2 separate regions of the Homo sapiens genome follow, and region 1 is linked to region 2. Evidence: read pairs that join two places in POLR2A ChIA-PET (ENCODE). Cell type or tissue: PC-9. All regions are shown on one strand. Each heading gives the region's core, and the rest is flanking DNA. Links, peaks and the distances in the headings are about the cores only.

Evidence for each region. ChIA-PET counts read pairs that join two places held together with the same protein. Peaks named below come from ENCODE experiments on the same cell type or tissue, not always from the same donor. Only the 100,000 strongest peaks of a DNase experiment are listed, where the experiment ranks them.
Region 1: POLR2A ChIA-PET joins it to region 2 with 7 read pairs; 1 of 35 experiments calls an interaction of 5 or more read pairs at or near these places.

Annotation. Positions count from the first base shown.
Region 1 is chr11:73,191,516-73,199,500 of GRCh38, forward strand. No RefSeq gene overlaps it. Among named protein-coding and RNA genes, the nearest start is that of IUR1, 13 kb to the left of the region's middle. RefSeq lists an enhancer at 7,149-7,443. In PC-9, for the core only: no CTCF peak of the experiment used is centred there; DNase peaks (open chromatin) are centred at 2,516, 3,236, 3,936 and 6,066; H3K4me3 peaks cover 1,092 bases; H3K27ac peaks cover 4,000 bases.
Region 2 is chr11:73,489,935-73,497,919 of GRCh38, forward strand. All of the region lies in intron 1 of FAM168A (family with sequence similarity 168 member A), which reads right to left. Among named protein-coding and RNA genes, the nearest start is that of FAM168A, 100 kb to the right of the region's middle. RefSeq lists enhancers at 4,376-4,894, 4,895-5,412. In PC-9, for the core only: no CTCF peak of the experiment used is centred there; a DNase peak (open chromatin) is centred at 4,467; H3K27ac peaks cover 908 bases.

The DNA.
Region 1 (7,985 bases), core at 2,159-6,158, 300 kb before region 2:
GAACTGGAACCTGGACCGGGGGAACACAAAGCTCTGCACACAGCCAGTCTCCTGGCAGATGCTGAGATGCTCATGGGTGGGTGGGGGACTGTGGCATCAGGGGCCATGTTCCACACAAGGTGAAATGCAGTAAGGGCAATTTCCACAAAGCTTGTTGAGCCAGGTACTGTTTTATGATCTTGAAACAGTGAACAGGATTTATGTTCTAACTAGACATTGACAATAAGCAAACTAATACATAACATAACAATGGAAAGATGAGAGGAAGAAACAGAGCCCAGAGGGATGGGCACCTTCAGTGGGGAGCGGGGAATGGCCACTTGACAGAAGACCCCTGCAGGCCTGATGGGCTGAGTGATTTTAATTAAATCTATGTCCCTACCCCCGACCCATGTACCCCCACCCCGCCTGCCACCAGGCACTCCACCTTCTCCTCAGCTCTAGCTGCACCACTGGGAGTTCCTATTTTTTTTTTTTTTTTTTTTTTTTTTGAGACAGAGTCTCACTCTGTCACCCAGGCTAAAGTGCAGTGGTGCGAACTTGGCTCACTGCAACCTCCACCTCCCGAGTTCAAGCAATTCTCCTGCCTCAGCCTCCCAAGTAGCTGGGATTACAGGCTCCCGTCACCACACCCAGATAACTTTTGTATTTTTAGTAGAGACGGGGTTTCACCATGTTGGCCAGGCTCGTCTTGAACTCCTGACCCCAAGTGATCTGCCCGCTTCTGCCTCCCAAGGTGCTGGGATTACAGGTGTGAGCCACTGCACCCAGCCGCACCATTGGGAGTTTCTGAGGGCTGCCCTTGACTGGACCATTACCAGGGCCTGAGGAGGACTGTGGGGAAATGAGCCTCTCACAAGGTCTAGTCCCTCCCACAAAGTCCTGCCCAAGAGCCACCCCAACCTGCCCACTTGGCTCCTCCAACCTGGGAGCCAGGTAAGAGCTGAGGAGCCCCAGGGCCTTGGCACTGAGTCAGATGTAGCCTGGGAGGTGGAGGTGACTCACTTGGGGGTGTCAAGATCCAGGAAACCACAGCCCAGGGTCAGGGCAGAAACCTGGAGACTCCCTGCCTTGCCTTGCCCCAGAATGATGAATAGGAGGGCCCTGGCCTTTCCTAAGAAGCCCCCAGCCAAGGGTCCTCCTGCTGTCATGAAGGCCCAAGTTCCAGTCAAGTTGTTGAGAGGTGCCCAAGGACCTGCCAGTGCCTGCTTCCTCTGGGCCTCGGCCTCCTAGTCCACTTATAGTGGGGAGCAATGGGGCTAGATAAGCTTCAGTGTTCCTAGCAGCTCTGAATTTCTGTTTCGTTGAGTATGTTGCAGGAGGCCCACAACCTCTGATGGTTCCTGGGGGCTCAGGGCAGGGGTGAATGACAGATGCTGAAAAGCGGGGGTCAAGGGAGGGTTTGCAAGGTTTAGCAAATGTCAATACAGGATATGTTGTTAAATTTGAATTTCAGATTAGCAATGAATAACTTTTTAGTATAAGCACATGTCCCAAATATCCGTTATGTTAAAGAATTTTTCACTGTTTATCAGAAATTCAAATTTGACTGGGCGTCTTGTACTTTCTCCGGCCATGCTAGGTGGGAAAGGTAATTGGAGCTGGGACTTCATCAGAGGAAGGTCTTAGACTCAGACAACTGGAGCTCTCACCACCTCCCTTGCTGCCCTCAGGGTCCCTTATCCATGAACTTCTTGATTTGTTGGAAGGTAGGGGGATGAGGGAGTGAGAACCCTGGGGTTAGGGGAAACTAAGAGCTATGTAGAGAGGCAGAGAGACCCCAAGACCCCAAGAGGCAGCACCGGAACTCTTCCTGGCCTGCACTCAGCTAACCTCGCCACCTCTCTTCCCCAGAACTCCTGCAAAGCTCAACCTCATTCCTACTGCCATACCCTTGCTTGTTCCAGCCCTGCCTCTTTCCATCCTATGCAAACTTTACCCACAGCCTCTGCCAGGAGCCCTTTCTTGGCTATCCTTTAGCGTTGTGACTTCCTCCTCTGGGTTCCCAGAGTGCTGTCAGTCACCCTCCTCCTCATGGAGCTGTTCAATCAATGGAGCACCCTCTCTGGAGGAGGCTTTGGAGCAGACTCTGGGCAGTGATTAGGACAGTGGAGCCGACAGTGATCGGGACAGGCACAGCCCCTGCTCCATGGAGCACACGGTCTGGTGGGGAGGCAGACACACAATCACAAAACAGGAGAGAATGAATCGCCCTTTCACTGGGACCAACTGGTCCATGTCACTGAGGCTTTATGCAGGCAGAGGACACGTTCTGTTGTACTCGGGCCCTACCACAGAGCAGGCTTCAGTGAATATTAGTGGCATAAGTGAGAGTGCAATGATGCAACTAAAGCTGGGGATGGTGGGGACGCTGACTAAGTCTGAGAGGTCACCATGCAAACAGCCTGAACTCGGCACCTCCGGCCGTGGCCTGGACCTGGTGAGGCTTGGCATCATGGCATGCCATTGCTCATGAGAATCTGGCCCTGCAAGAGTCTGCATTTCCAGGGGTCAGGGACTGGATCTTCCTCTCCTCTCATTCCCTCTTGCCCTGGCCAATAACCTGACACAGGAGATGAATTGATAGAGAGCTGATAGATGGGAAATACTGTGTGGCTGTCCCACTGAGGCTGGAAGGACTAGTCACACCACATTGTTCTTTCTCCTCTGCATAGAATGTTGCTTGGGGCAATTTTAGTAGGTAGTCACAATCTCTTTCCAGTATTAGAAGAGATGAGTGACTTTCTCCCTGTATGCAGGTCCCAGTGGCGTTTAGCATCTGCTTGTCCAGACCCCTTCACAGCTGTGGTCGGGGACCCCGCAATGACTGTGACAGGGCCATGCCTACCTACCCTTCACTAAGCCCTGGCTAAATGAGCCAGGCCCCCCTACAGACACCATCTCCAGTGCCCAGATTAAAGAAGAAACTGAGGCTTGGGAAGTGTAGGTGCTACAGTGGCTAAGCCAGGATTTTAACTCAGATTTGTCTAATGCTGAGGCTCAAGCTCCTTCTGTTGCACTGAGCTGCCTCTATTTTTTAAAGTAACCTCTGAGATGTTACTTATTTTTGGAACTCAGAAACTCACTCCAGCTTTATCCCACTTTGATCTTTATGACTTAGGTTGCAGATGCCATCAAAGCTGTTGCTTCTCTGTGAACTGCAGCAGACTTTGCCCGGAGCAGTAAACTGTGGACGGAGGAAGGGAAGCAGGAAGGCAGGTTTGAGACTGGTTCCCCATGGGTTCACTGGCACTATCCTGGGTCGTCCCACCCTTCCTTCAGCCTGCCGCCCTGTCCTGAGTCATGCAGTTCCCTAGCACTCCTGGGACAGCTGAGCCCTGTGCATGCATGCACGCAGCATTCCCCTGCAGCCTGCGCTCACACCACCCCCCACGCACCACCCTCCACCTGGTCCTGGACATACTTCGCTACCTCAAGGTATCCAATGGCCAAAATCCAAGGCTACCACTGGGGAAGATTCTTCACGGGTTTGCAGTGTGCCATGTCTCCCCTGCTAGACTGTGAATGCCTCTAGGGCAGGGACCTTTCACCCTCTCATTTGTGTGCCCAATAAGCACCTACTATGTGCCAGGCACAGTGCTGGATGCCAGGGTATAATTGGAGCTGATGTGCAGTCAGTACACAATGGCACAGCTGTAGCAGCCCTGAGACCTCCAAGTGCTCCAGCACCCTGGCTGCCCCTTGGTGTACTGCCTGGGCCTCCTCACAGTCCTTCAATGAAAGGGCTAATGTTTGGCACACTGGAGGGCTCCAGGAGCTCATGTCACATTGGCTCATGTCTTAGACCTCCTGGACCTCCCTGGCCTCTGTAGGTATGTGCCTGATTCCGGGCAGGTTTGCACTGGGATAGACATGGGGCGGTTTCAGTGATGAGTCACCTGATGACAGCCCTGTAAAATATAAAGGAGTGCTGGGTACAGGCATGCACAAGACCTTGAGTGCTCCTCTGTGACAGTCTCCTCACCAGTAACTGTCTGAGTCAAGTCTGGCCATAGGCAAATCCATTGTCATCCTTTCCTCTCCCCCTGCTGGCTTCAAGATCCAGCCAGTTCTCTCTTTCTTTGCTGGCTTCTGTATCACTAATGGACTTGTGGCTTTGGGAGCAGGTGCCATTTCCCTGCAGGCTGTGGACTTCTTATCAGCTCCATCCAAGAGTTTTGACAGGAGCCTGAAGCCCTGTTTAAAGTCCCTGTCTTCTAGTGGAGTTTCACTGATTTTCTGGTTATGCCAGCTTCTGGTTCCAAGGTCATTGCCAGCCCTTAGTTCATGGGCAGAGCTGAGACCTTTGGCATGCTTGGTGCCCAGCTCAGGTTCCCAGGTCTGTCCCCCTACCCCAGGGGCTCCCACACACCCTGGGATGGTCTTCTAGGGCCTGTCCATGTGCAGTGTTCACAGTGGCAAAAACACAGCAACAACAGCACATGCAAACGCTCCCAGCAAAAGGTAGGAGGGTTTTACACTCCTGGACCAGGGCTGGAACAGCGTTGTTTATTAAGAACACGGACTTTAGATAATTCTATTGAGATTATACATGGAAAGCCCTTGTTTCAGTATCTGACACATACTAGGTGTTCAATAAATTACAACTATCATTAAAGGCACTTTGAGGAGAGCAGAATTTGCTATGATGGTTGATGATGTGGTAAAGGTAGTGATTCTTGATAGTGATTATGGAGTCTCACCACTGACAATGGCAACGATAGTTTTCCTTACCCAGGGAATGATATATCTCTCTGGGGATATTTACAGTAGGTTTGTAGGTCACATTTGATAAAGAGAGTCAAGAAGAGAAGGAAATATGTCCTATGGGTAATTTCTAGTTTGATTATGGAGACAAGATTCAGAGACACAAAAGAATTATAAGAGTTCTCCCACTTGACCTGGGAGCCAAGGGCTCGGGAAAGGGAGGCTCAAGGTTCCTAGCACAAGGTAATCATTCAAATATGATTCCCCAAAATGGCATTGACAGCCTTCGTCCTCTTTCCACTGTTGGTCACTGTTAGAACAGAAGGGAGGCTGGTGAGCCAGTGAACCCCTGCTTCTTTCTCCTGCTTACTTTCTCCCCGCAACTTGCCAGAGGTTCACAAACCTTCAGGTAAATGACATGACAGGGAATGTCACTGACAGAGGGTTAGGGGTGAAAATGTCAGGATGGGCAAGTATCAGACCCTCCTGGCCTTCCCCCAGCTGCTCCAGAGGAGTTTTGAGCTGAATTGCACCCCTAGCCACAGCGGAGCCCACTACTGTGCTCACAGAACCACTGTCGGAGAGTTTCGAGGACTCAGAGAGAACACAAACACCAGGAGACTGGAAATTCAACTTTCTTTCTTTTTTTTTTTTTTTTGAGGCAGAGTCTCACTCTGTTGCCCAGGCTGCAATGCAGTGGCACAATCTCGGCTCACTGCAACCTCCACCTCCCGGGTTCAAGCAATTCTCCTGCCTCAGCCTCCCAAGTAGCTGGGATTACAGGTGTGCACCACCACGCCCAGCTAATTTTTGTATTTTTAGTAGAGACAGGGTTTCACGATGTTGGCCAGGCTGGTCTCGAACTCCTGATCTCAAGTGATCTGCCTACCTCGGCCTCCCAAAGTGTTGGGATTGCAGGCGTGAGACACTGCACTGGCCTGGAGATTCAACTTTCAAAAGGTAAACGATGGAAACCACAGAGGAGAGACTTTTAGACCCTCTGCCAGTGACATTCCGGATTACCAATACCTTCAATAGTCCAGAACCTTATTACCTGTATTTTACAGTTGTGGAAACTGAGGGTCATAGGGTTTAAATAAACGAATAAGTGATAGAATCAGGATTTGAATGTAGGGTTGTCTATTCCAAATCATTCCTCTTAACCACTATCCTGCCAGTCGAAGCCATGGTGATGCCCTTCTGAGCAAATTGATGGTGTCTGTGATGCCCTTATGTACCAACCTTCTCTACTCAGCAGAGGAGGAAATGGCCCCTGGCTAGTGGGCGGGAGCATCAGTGGATATTATGCTGGATTAAGATGTCATTCTACTGTTGACTTAGAACATAACCATGGGGCCATGAGGCCGCACCCCTGTGGGAAGGCAGTGAAATGGCTCATCTAAAGTTCTTCCTGGTGTAAGTGCCCTGGGGAAGATGTGTGATCCAGGGCCTGGGAAGCAGAACTGCTGTAGGATCTTATGGCTACAGAAGAGAGACCCGGACTCTTTTTTTTTTTTTGAGACAGAGTCTCACTCTGTCACCCAGGCTGGAGTGCAGTGGCAATTCTTGGCTCAATGCAACCTCTGCCTCCCAAGTTCCAGTGATTCTCCTGCCTCAGCCTCCTGGGTAGCTGGGATTATAGGCACACACCACCACATGCGGCTAATTTTTGTATTTTTAGTAGAGATGCGGTTTCATCATGTTGGCCAGGCTGGTGTCGAACTCCTGAATTCAGGTGATCCACTATCTCGGCCTCCCAAAGTGCTGGGATTACAGGCACGAGCCACCGTGCCCGGCCAGACCCTGACTCTCATAGTCTGCACTTTTGAAGATATTGAAGATATTGGTGTCTATAAGGATGTCCCCAAGTCAGGGGCCTATCAAAAAGAGGCAGGTCAGGAACTAGAAGGGGAGGGTGGAGATCAGGCAAGGCCCTATGTTTCACTCTGGAGTCAGTTAGCACCTGGAGAACAAATGATACCTTACACAACAAACTGTTTAGTAGGTCACACTCCACCCCATTCATGTCCCCATTGTCACCTCTATCTGAACAGCCTGTTACAGCCATTTTAAGGAAGCAATTTTTAAGGATAATAATTTAAAATAAAATTTTAGAACAAGTAGACAAACTTCTTAAAAGAATAGTTTTTGATGCACAGAAAAGTTGCAAAGATGGTACAGAGGATTCTCGTATATCCTCACCCACTTTCCTCTACTGCTAACGTCTTATATTGGCCACGGCAAATGAACCAGTATTAGTAAATTATTATTAACTAAAATCCATACTTTATTTACATTTCCTTCGTTTTTACCTAATGTCCTTTTTCTGTCCCAGGATTCCATCCAAGGTGCCACGTTACACTTAAACATCATGCCTCCATCCTTTCTTCCTGGTCTGAGAGAGTTGCTCAGACTCTCCTGGTTTTTGATGATCTTGAGAGTTTTGAGTATTCATCATCAGGTATTGTGCAGACTGTTAATTTGGGCTTTGCTGTTGGTTTTCTCATGATTAGACTTGGTTGAGTTCTTGCGAGGAAGGTCACAGAGGTGAAGTGCCACTCTCATTGCATTATATCAAGGGAACATTCCATCAGCATGACTCATCACCATTGATAACAGGCTTGATCACATGACAGAGGGAGTGATTGTCAGACTTCTCCATGGCGAAGTTACTCAAAGGATGCATTCCAATCACTGAGATGGAAGGGGCAGTACCCCCTGGCAGTCTGTATGGTGGGAACCCATGAGAGAACCCACCCGATAGGTAAATTTCAGAGGGCAATGTTCAAGTTCTGGGTTCAACTGCCCCATCTCAGCATCTAAGGCTATGGGCTCTACCAGCACTGGCAGGAACCAGGTCTGATTCATTTCCATGTTCTCAATACCCAGCACAAGGTTGTCGGTTGAATGTATAACTGAATTTATTTTCTTTTGCAAATCATTTTTTATTGAGGTGAAATTCACATAATATACAATTAACCATTTTAAAGTGTATGTCTCAGTGGCATTTAGTACATTCACAGTATTGTGCAACCACCACCTCTATCTAGTTCATATATATATATATATATATTTTTTTTTTTTTTTTTTTTTTTCTGAGACAGGGTCTGTCTCTGTTACCCAAGCTGGAGTGCAGTGGTGTGGTCTCAGCTCACTGCAACCTCCACCTCCCAGGTTCAGGTGATCCTCCCACCTCAGCCTCCTGACTAGCTGGGACTACAGGCATGTGCCACCATGCCCAGCTAGTTTTTGTATTTTTTTGTATTATTTTTCACCAC
Region 2 (7,985 bases), core at 2,378-6,377:
GGTGACCTAGGCCCCTTCTCTTTTCTAAAGTCTCCATACACTCTCAAAGCCCCCTTATCTAATTGCATAACCAAATACCATCTACATTTTTATATTTACCACCTCCCACTCTCCTAAAATCTGTTTCTCCTGAAGTCCTCCCCAGTTCACTGAATTGCAACTCCATGCTTTTAATTGCACAGATAAAAATTTTGGTGTTGTTCTTGACTTCTCTTTTTCTCATACCTTAACAACTAGTCCATCAGCAAATCACTTTCAGCTCTGTCTCTAAAATATATTCAGAATTCAATCAATTCTCACTACCCTCACTTCTACCATCTTAATCTAAATCACTATCATCTCTCACAAGTATTACTGCCCCCCCTGTTTTTGCATTTACTCCTTCTTTTGTCTATTCTCAACACAGCAGCCAGAGTGGCTCTCTGAAAACATAAGTTAAATCAGGTCACTCATCTAATCCTCAGTGACTTCCTACCTCACGCAGTGGAAAAGCTAAGTCTTTACTAGGATCTAGAAAACCAAACAAGAAATGAATTTATAATGCCACACATTATAAATTACCTTCTCAACCTTTTGACTCCTGTTACTCTCCTCAACTTCAGGCACTTCACTTCAGCCATCCTGTTCCCTGTTCCCCTGCTATTCCTTAAAACATACCAGGACTGGCCTCAGGGCTTTGGCATCTATTCTCTCTGCCTGAAATGTTCTTCCTCCAGTTCATTCTCTCACTTACTTCAGGTCTTAATTTAAAATCACCTTCTCTGTGAGACTTTCCTTGGCTCCCTACCTAAAAGTGCAAACCTTTAACAAACTCAACATTATAGTTATCTTCCTTGCTTTATTTTTCCTCTTTCCCACATATCTATTGTACTTAATATTTTATTTTTTATCTTGTTGTATGTCTTCTCCCCCCTTCACCCAAAATGTAAGCTCCATGGTGATTCAGATTTTAATCTGTTTAGTCTACTGTTGCATCCCCAGTGCTAGAACAGCATCCAGAATATTGATCACTCTTCTCCACACTTTTGAGGGAATAATTTGAGAGGTGCCCCTGTTCTATGACTCAGATGATACACAGATTATACATAATGAAAGCTCCCATTAGTCAGTGCCTACTGACAAATACTAATTTCAGTTGGCCTCACTGAAATTATTATATTTATTCCTCATAATAATCCTGAGCCTTCCAGGACCAGCTGTTGACAAAACACACATATATACACATACTCCCCAGACAGCTGGCCAGAGAGGCAGGTTAGGAGCTGATGGGAGATGAGAAAAGAGCCCATGGAGAGGGGAAGACCACAAACAGAAAGGAGACATGATGGGAAGTTACTTATGGTAATACCACTCCAGCGGGAAGGAGACTTAATGTTTGGTCATCCATGGTGGAAGCCTGCATGTCTGCATAATACTAACAACCAAAAGACGCTCTTACAAGGCATAATTCTTCTCTCTGGACTGAGAGTTCCTAGAAGACTCTCCTTTCACTTCTGAAACTTCAGAATCCAGCTAGCACAGAGAAGACTCCCATAAATGTTTGTTAAATTGAACTGAATAATTATTGAGGTATTTATTCTGTTTTTACTCAAGACAAAACTGAGTTTTCAACAGTATTATGTAACATATTCAAGGAGGATGCATAGTTTCTAAGTAACAGACCGGGGACTTGAACTCAAGTTCCCTATTCTTTCTCCTGCACCACACTGTTGTTGTATAAAAACGATAATCTCTAGTAGAACACTGACTCTCATCTCATACGTGGGATGCAGACCTGTTAACCCAGCTATAGTCTAAGATGTCATAGAAAGAATCTTCACAAAGCAAGCCAGATCTCCAAACTGAACCACATAAGCTTGCAAGTCCAACATTCATAATCCCCAATTCTTTTCCCCATCTACCTCCTTTGTTCACTCCCTTGTTTCTTTGTGTTCATAACTGCCTGACCAATAAGGTGTGTAAAGTCCTTGGAATACAAAGGCCAAGTATGATTCTTCTTTCCATTCCTCCAGCACAGGGCTAATTATATCAAAGGTACTTTGTGAATGTTAGTTAAATTTAAAATGCTAAAAACCAAAGAAATAAAAAGATAGCTTTATGATTTCCATAGTCTCCATGGAGAGTCAGGGCTGGTATTAGCATCTACTTTACAAATGAGAAAAGCCTAAAAGGAGAGAAGCAACTTGCCCAGACTTTACCCTGACTCCTCACACGCCAAGCCCAATGTTCCTCCCATCATGTCATAAGGTTCACCGTATTTCTTAGAGCCAAGAAGATGGCTGAGGCAAGAACGAAAGATCAAGATAGACAAAAAAGAATGCCACACATTATAAATTAATCACTTAACAACATAACCAGCACATCCTGAAAAAATAAGCAAATATGACATTCATATCAGAGCAAAAGACTTGGTTTAAAATAAACAAACTCAGCCTGGCATGGTGGTTTATGCCTATAATCTCAGCACTTTGGGAGGCTGAGGCAGTGGATCCCTTGAATCCAGGAGTTCAAGACCAGCATGGTGAAACCCCATCTCTACAAAAAAAATTTCAAAAAAATTAGCCGGGCACGGTGGCGTGCACCTGTAGTCCCAGCTACACGGGGGGCTGAGGCAGGAGGATTGCTTAAGCCTGGAGGTCAAGGCTGCGGTAAGCCGAGATCGCACCTCTGCACTCCAGCCTGGTGACAGAGCAAAACCTGTCTCAATAAAATAAAATAAAATAAACCATATTTAATGATACTCTGCTCTGGATTATTCATTATGTAAATCACTTAGAGGTGGCACAGATGATAAGAGAATAAGATACGGTTTGCCCTTAGAAGCAGATAGTCTAATAGCAAAAATGTGACTCAAATACTCAGAGTTCAAAATCCTGGTGGCAATGGAACACAATGCAGCCATAAAAAGGAACAAAATCCTGTCCTTTGCACCAACATGGATGCAGGTGGAGGCCATTATCCTCTATTCATTCTTGCAAATGAATGCAGAAACAGAAAATCAAATACCACATGTTCTCACTTATAAGCAGGAACTAAACATTGGGTAAGCATGGACAAAAAGATGGCAACAACAGACCTTGGGCTCTACCAAGAGTGTGGAGAAGGATGGACTGAAAAACTACCTATTGGGTACTACGCTCACTACCTGGGTGACAGGATCATTCATACACCAAACTTCAGCAACATGCAATGTATCCATGTAACAAACCTGAACATGTACCCTCAAACCTAAAATGAAAGTAGGAAAAAAAAAATCACAAAGTGAAAAAAAAAGTCCTGGTGGCAGACAAAATGAGAGAAGTAGCTTGAACTCATAGTTCCAAATAATAAAAGAAAGGCAAGATAACAAGTGCTAAACGAACTTTACAGGTAGCCCGTAGACCATACGTATACAGTTATTGCAGGGGTTCAGAGAAAGGAGGAAAGGCTCACTGTGTCTGTGTATGTATCTTTAGTTTTTAGGGTCTTTTTAAAGGTTGTTTTGTTTTGTGTTTTTGAGACTGGGTCTCACTCTCTCACCCAAGCTGGACAGCAGTGGTGCAATCTCAGCTCACCGCAACCTCTGCCTCCTGGGCTCAAGTGATCCTCCCAAGGCCTCAGCCTCCTAAGTAGCTGGGTCTACCGACGTGTGCCACCATGCTAGGCTAATTTTTGTATTTGTTTTGTAGAGACAGGGTTTCACCATGTTGCCCAGGCGGTCTCAAACTCCTGGGCTCAAGCAATCCACCTGCTTCTGCCTCCCAAAGTACTGGGATTACAGGCATGAGCCACCATGCGCAGCCTTGTTTTATTTTTATTTAAGGAGGAACATAACTTATCCTGAAAACTGTCCCAGAGTTTAAAAAAAGACCAGGTTTGGGAATTCACACGGAGATGGAGAGAGGAAAGAACAACAGAACAGAGGTGAAGACAAGACCAAAGACTCAAACGCTGTCTCCTACATGAAGCTTCACAGACCCTTCCAACTAAAACTAATCACTATCCTCTATCCCAAAAATACATGGTGACAGTGCCATTCTAGAAACACTTCATGTTAGAAGATTTAGTTGTTTATGCAACTGCTTCCCTCCTGGACTATGAGCTCTGAAAGCAGAGTCTATTTTATTAACCTATGGAGTGCCCCACTGGCTAATAAAGAGCCAAGAACACCAAGACATGTACATTATGTACAGTATGGACATGTACATTATGTACAGTATGTACATATACATGTACATGTATGATTAACAGAATTGAACCAAAGAGTGTTAGAGCTTGGTAGGACCTCAAAGATCATTTAATTTAAGCCCTTCATTTTGCAACTGGGAAAACAAAGACTAAGTGACTCACTCAAAGTCACAGAGCAGGTCACAAATCCAGAACAGGACCTCAGGCCCCTAGAGTCCCAGCCAAAAGAGTGGCAGTGAGGCTGCTCTTCTACTCAAAGGACAAGAGATCTCCTGTGCTTATTGGTTAGTTCAAAGACACTGAGCCATTGCAGTGGGAGGTCTAAGGCTCTGAATCAGGAACTGTTACATTCCAAGCGGTTGACACTCTGAATACCAGGCCAAGTCCTTTGTCTCAGGACAGAAGGGCTCAGAAAAACCTGGCAGAACCACCCTTGTTTGATGCAGAGGCCCCAGAACATTTTAGGCTGCAGCCTTGGGCAAAGAGCCAGGAAGAGTTTTATTGTGATGAAGACGTAGAAAAATTGGGGAAAAAATGGAGGATGGGCACAATGAAGAGGTAGATTCCTAGCAGCACCAACGCCAGGAAAGCACTCTTGATGGAAAAGGAAGTACACTTTTAGAAGAAGTTAGGTCATGCCTGTAATCCAGCACTTTGGGAGGCCGAGGAGGGCGGATTACTTGAAGTCAGGAGTTCAAGACCAGCCTGGCCAACATGGCGAAACCCCATCTCTACTAAAAATACAAAAATTAGCCAGGTGTGGGGGCCCATGCCTGTAATCCCAGCTACTACTTGGGAGGCTGAGGCATGAGAATCACTTGAACCCAGGAGGCAGAGGCTGCAGCAGTGAGCCAAGATCATGCCAATGAACTCCAGCCTGGGTGATGGAGTGAGACTGTCTCAAAAAAAAAAGAAGAAAAAAAAGAAGCTAAAGGCTCAGAAAATGGAAGAGAGGGTAATTTCAGGACTCAGTAAAGACTCCCCAGGGAATTGCCTGTCTAATTTGAGGCTTAATGGTATAGACGTAAAAAAAAAAAAAAAATCAAACTGATCCCGTCTCTGCTGAAAATACAAAAAATTAGCCAGGCATGGTGGCAGGCACCTGTAGTCCCAGCTACTCGGGAGGCTGAGGCAGGAGAATGGCGTGAACCCAGGAGGCAGAGCTTGCAGTGAGCCGAGATCGTGCCACTGCACTCCAGCCTGGGCGACAGAGCGAGACTCCGTCTCAAAATTAAATAAATAAATAAATAAATAAAATCAAACTGAAGAGTGTGTGATGTCAAGAATAACCCAATCAAGAACAATGCAGTTTGAGCAACCAAGCCTCCTCAATCTCCATCACCACTCCATCACCACTGCTGGCCCACTCACCACCAATCTCCATTGAAATCACTGGGGTGCTCTTCCAGCCTCCTTGAGTGACATCTCCAGGCATGGGAGCGAATCAGATGGATAGGGGTACTATTTAAGACATAGAGTTTTACAACTAATACAATTTAAAAATGGATAAAGAACTTGAACAGGCATTTCTCCAAAGATATACAAATGACCAACAAGCGTATGAAGGTATGTTCAACATCATCAGTTATCAGAGAAACACAACTTAAAACTACACCAAGATACCACCTCACACCCATTAAGATGACTATTATCAAAAAAACAGAAAATAGCAAATGTTGATGAGGATGTAGAGAAATTGGAACCCTTATTTAAAATTTGGTGGTAATATAAAATGGTGTAGCCACTATGGAAAACAATACAGAGGTTCCTCAAAAAATTAAAAATATAATAACCATATGATCCAGCAATTTCACTTCTGCATATACATTCAAAAGAATTTAAAACAGGATCTCAAAGAGATATTTGCACACCCATGTTCATTGCAATACTATGGACAACAGCCAAAGAGTGGAAGCAACCTAAATGTCCACTGATGAATGAATGGATAAAGAAAATGTTGTATACACACATGCATACACACAACCCGCATACACACAACCTGCACCCACACACGCATGATGGAATATTACTCACTCTTAAAAAAGAAAATCCTGCTGTATACTACAATATGCATGAATCTTGAGGACGTTATGCTAAGTAAAGTAAGCTACTCACAAAACGACAAATACTGCATGATTCCACTTATATGACGTATCCAAAGAAGTTAAACTCTTAGAAACAGAAAGTAAAATGGTGGTTACCAAGGTGGAAGGTGAAAAGGGAAGTTGTTGTTCAACGGATATATTAGGTTGGTGCAAAAGTAATTGCGGCTTTGACCATACTTTCAATGGCGAAAACTACAATTACCTTTGCACCAACCTTTAGTTTCAGTTTTGCAAGATGAAAAAGTTCTAGAGATCTATCACACAATGAAGTGCATATAGTTAACACTACTGTAGTGTATACTTAAAAATAGTTAAGATGGTAAATTTTATGTTATTTTTTGTTTGTTTGTTTGGTTGGTTGGTTGGTTTTTTGAGACGGAGTCTCACTCTGTCGCCCAGGCTGGAGTGCAGTGGCGCGATCTCGGCTTGCTGCAAGCTCCGCCTCCCGCGTTCACGCCATTCTCCTGCCTCAGCCTCCCGAGTAGCTGGGACTACAGGCGCCCACCACCATGCCCGGCTAATTTTTTGTATTTTTAGTAGAGACGGGGTTTCACCGTGTTAGCCAGGATGGTCTTGATCTCCTGACCTCGTGATCCACCCACCTCGGCCTCCCAAAGTGCTGGGATTACAGGCGTGAGCCACTGCACCCAGCCCTGTATGTTCTTATCACACACACACACACACACACACACACACACACGCACACACACGCACACACACACACAGTTTTAGGTCTAACACCAAAACTACTAAATCAGGACACCTGGGAATCAGAATTTTACACAAATTCCCCACGTATTTTTGAAAAATGGCCGAATTCAGAAAACACTCGCTTCAAAATAAAGTCCAAATTTGATTTCTGCATCGAAAGCCCTGCGTGATCCCATCCCTTTTTATCTTTCATTCTCACCACTTGCTCTTGCCTCAGGCCTCACTCTGTTTTGGCCTCTGGCCTGCGTACCAGGAGGAACTACTGTCGGCCAGGCACGGTGGCTCATACCTGTAATCCCAGCACTTTGGGAGGCCCAGACAGGCAGATCACGAGGTCAGGAGATCCAGACCATCCTGGCCAACATGGTGAAACCCCGTCTCTACTAAAAATACAAAAATTAGCCAGGTGTGGTGGCGCGCGCCTGTAGTCTCAGCTACTTGGGAGGCTGAGGCAGGAGAATCACTTGAACCTGGGAGGCGGAGGTTGCACCACTGCACTCCAGCCTGGCGACAGAGAGTGACTCCATACCCCCCCTCAAAAAAAAAAAAGACATACTGTCCAGCTGAACTTTCTATAATGATGGAAATATTCTAGTATATCTGTGCTGTCCAATATAGTAGCTATTAGCCACATGTAGCTACTAAGTACTTGATATGTGGCTATTGAACAGCACAGGACTAGAGCAATAACTAGGTCTCTAGAAGAAAAAGAGAGGGCATGGTTAAAACTCAAAACAGAAAACCAAACACCACACGTTCTCACTCATAGGTGGGAACTGAACAATGAGAACACTTGGACACAGAGCAGGGAACATCACACACTGGGGCCTGTCGTTGGGTGGGGGGATGGGGAAGGGATAGCATTAGGAGAAATACCTAATGTAAATGACAAGTTAATGGGTACAGCAAACCAACATGGCACATGTATACATATGTAACAAACCTGCACGTTAGGCACATGTACCCTAGAACTTAAAGCATAATAAAAATAAATAAAACTCA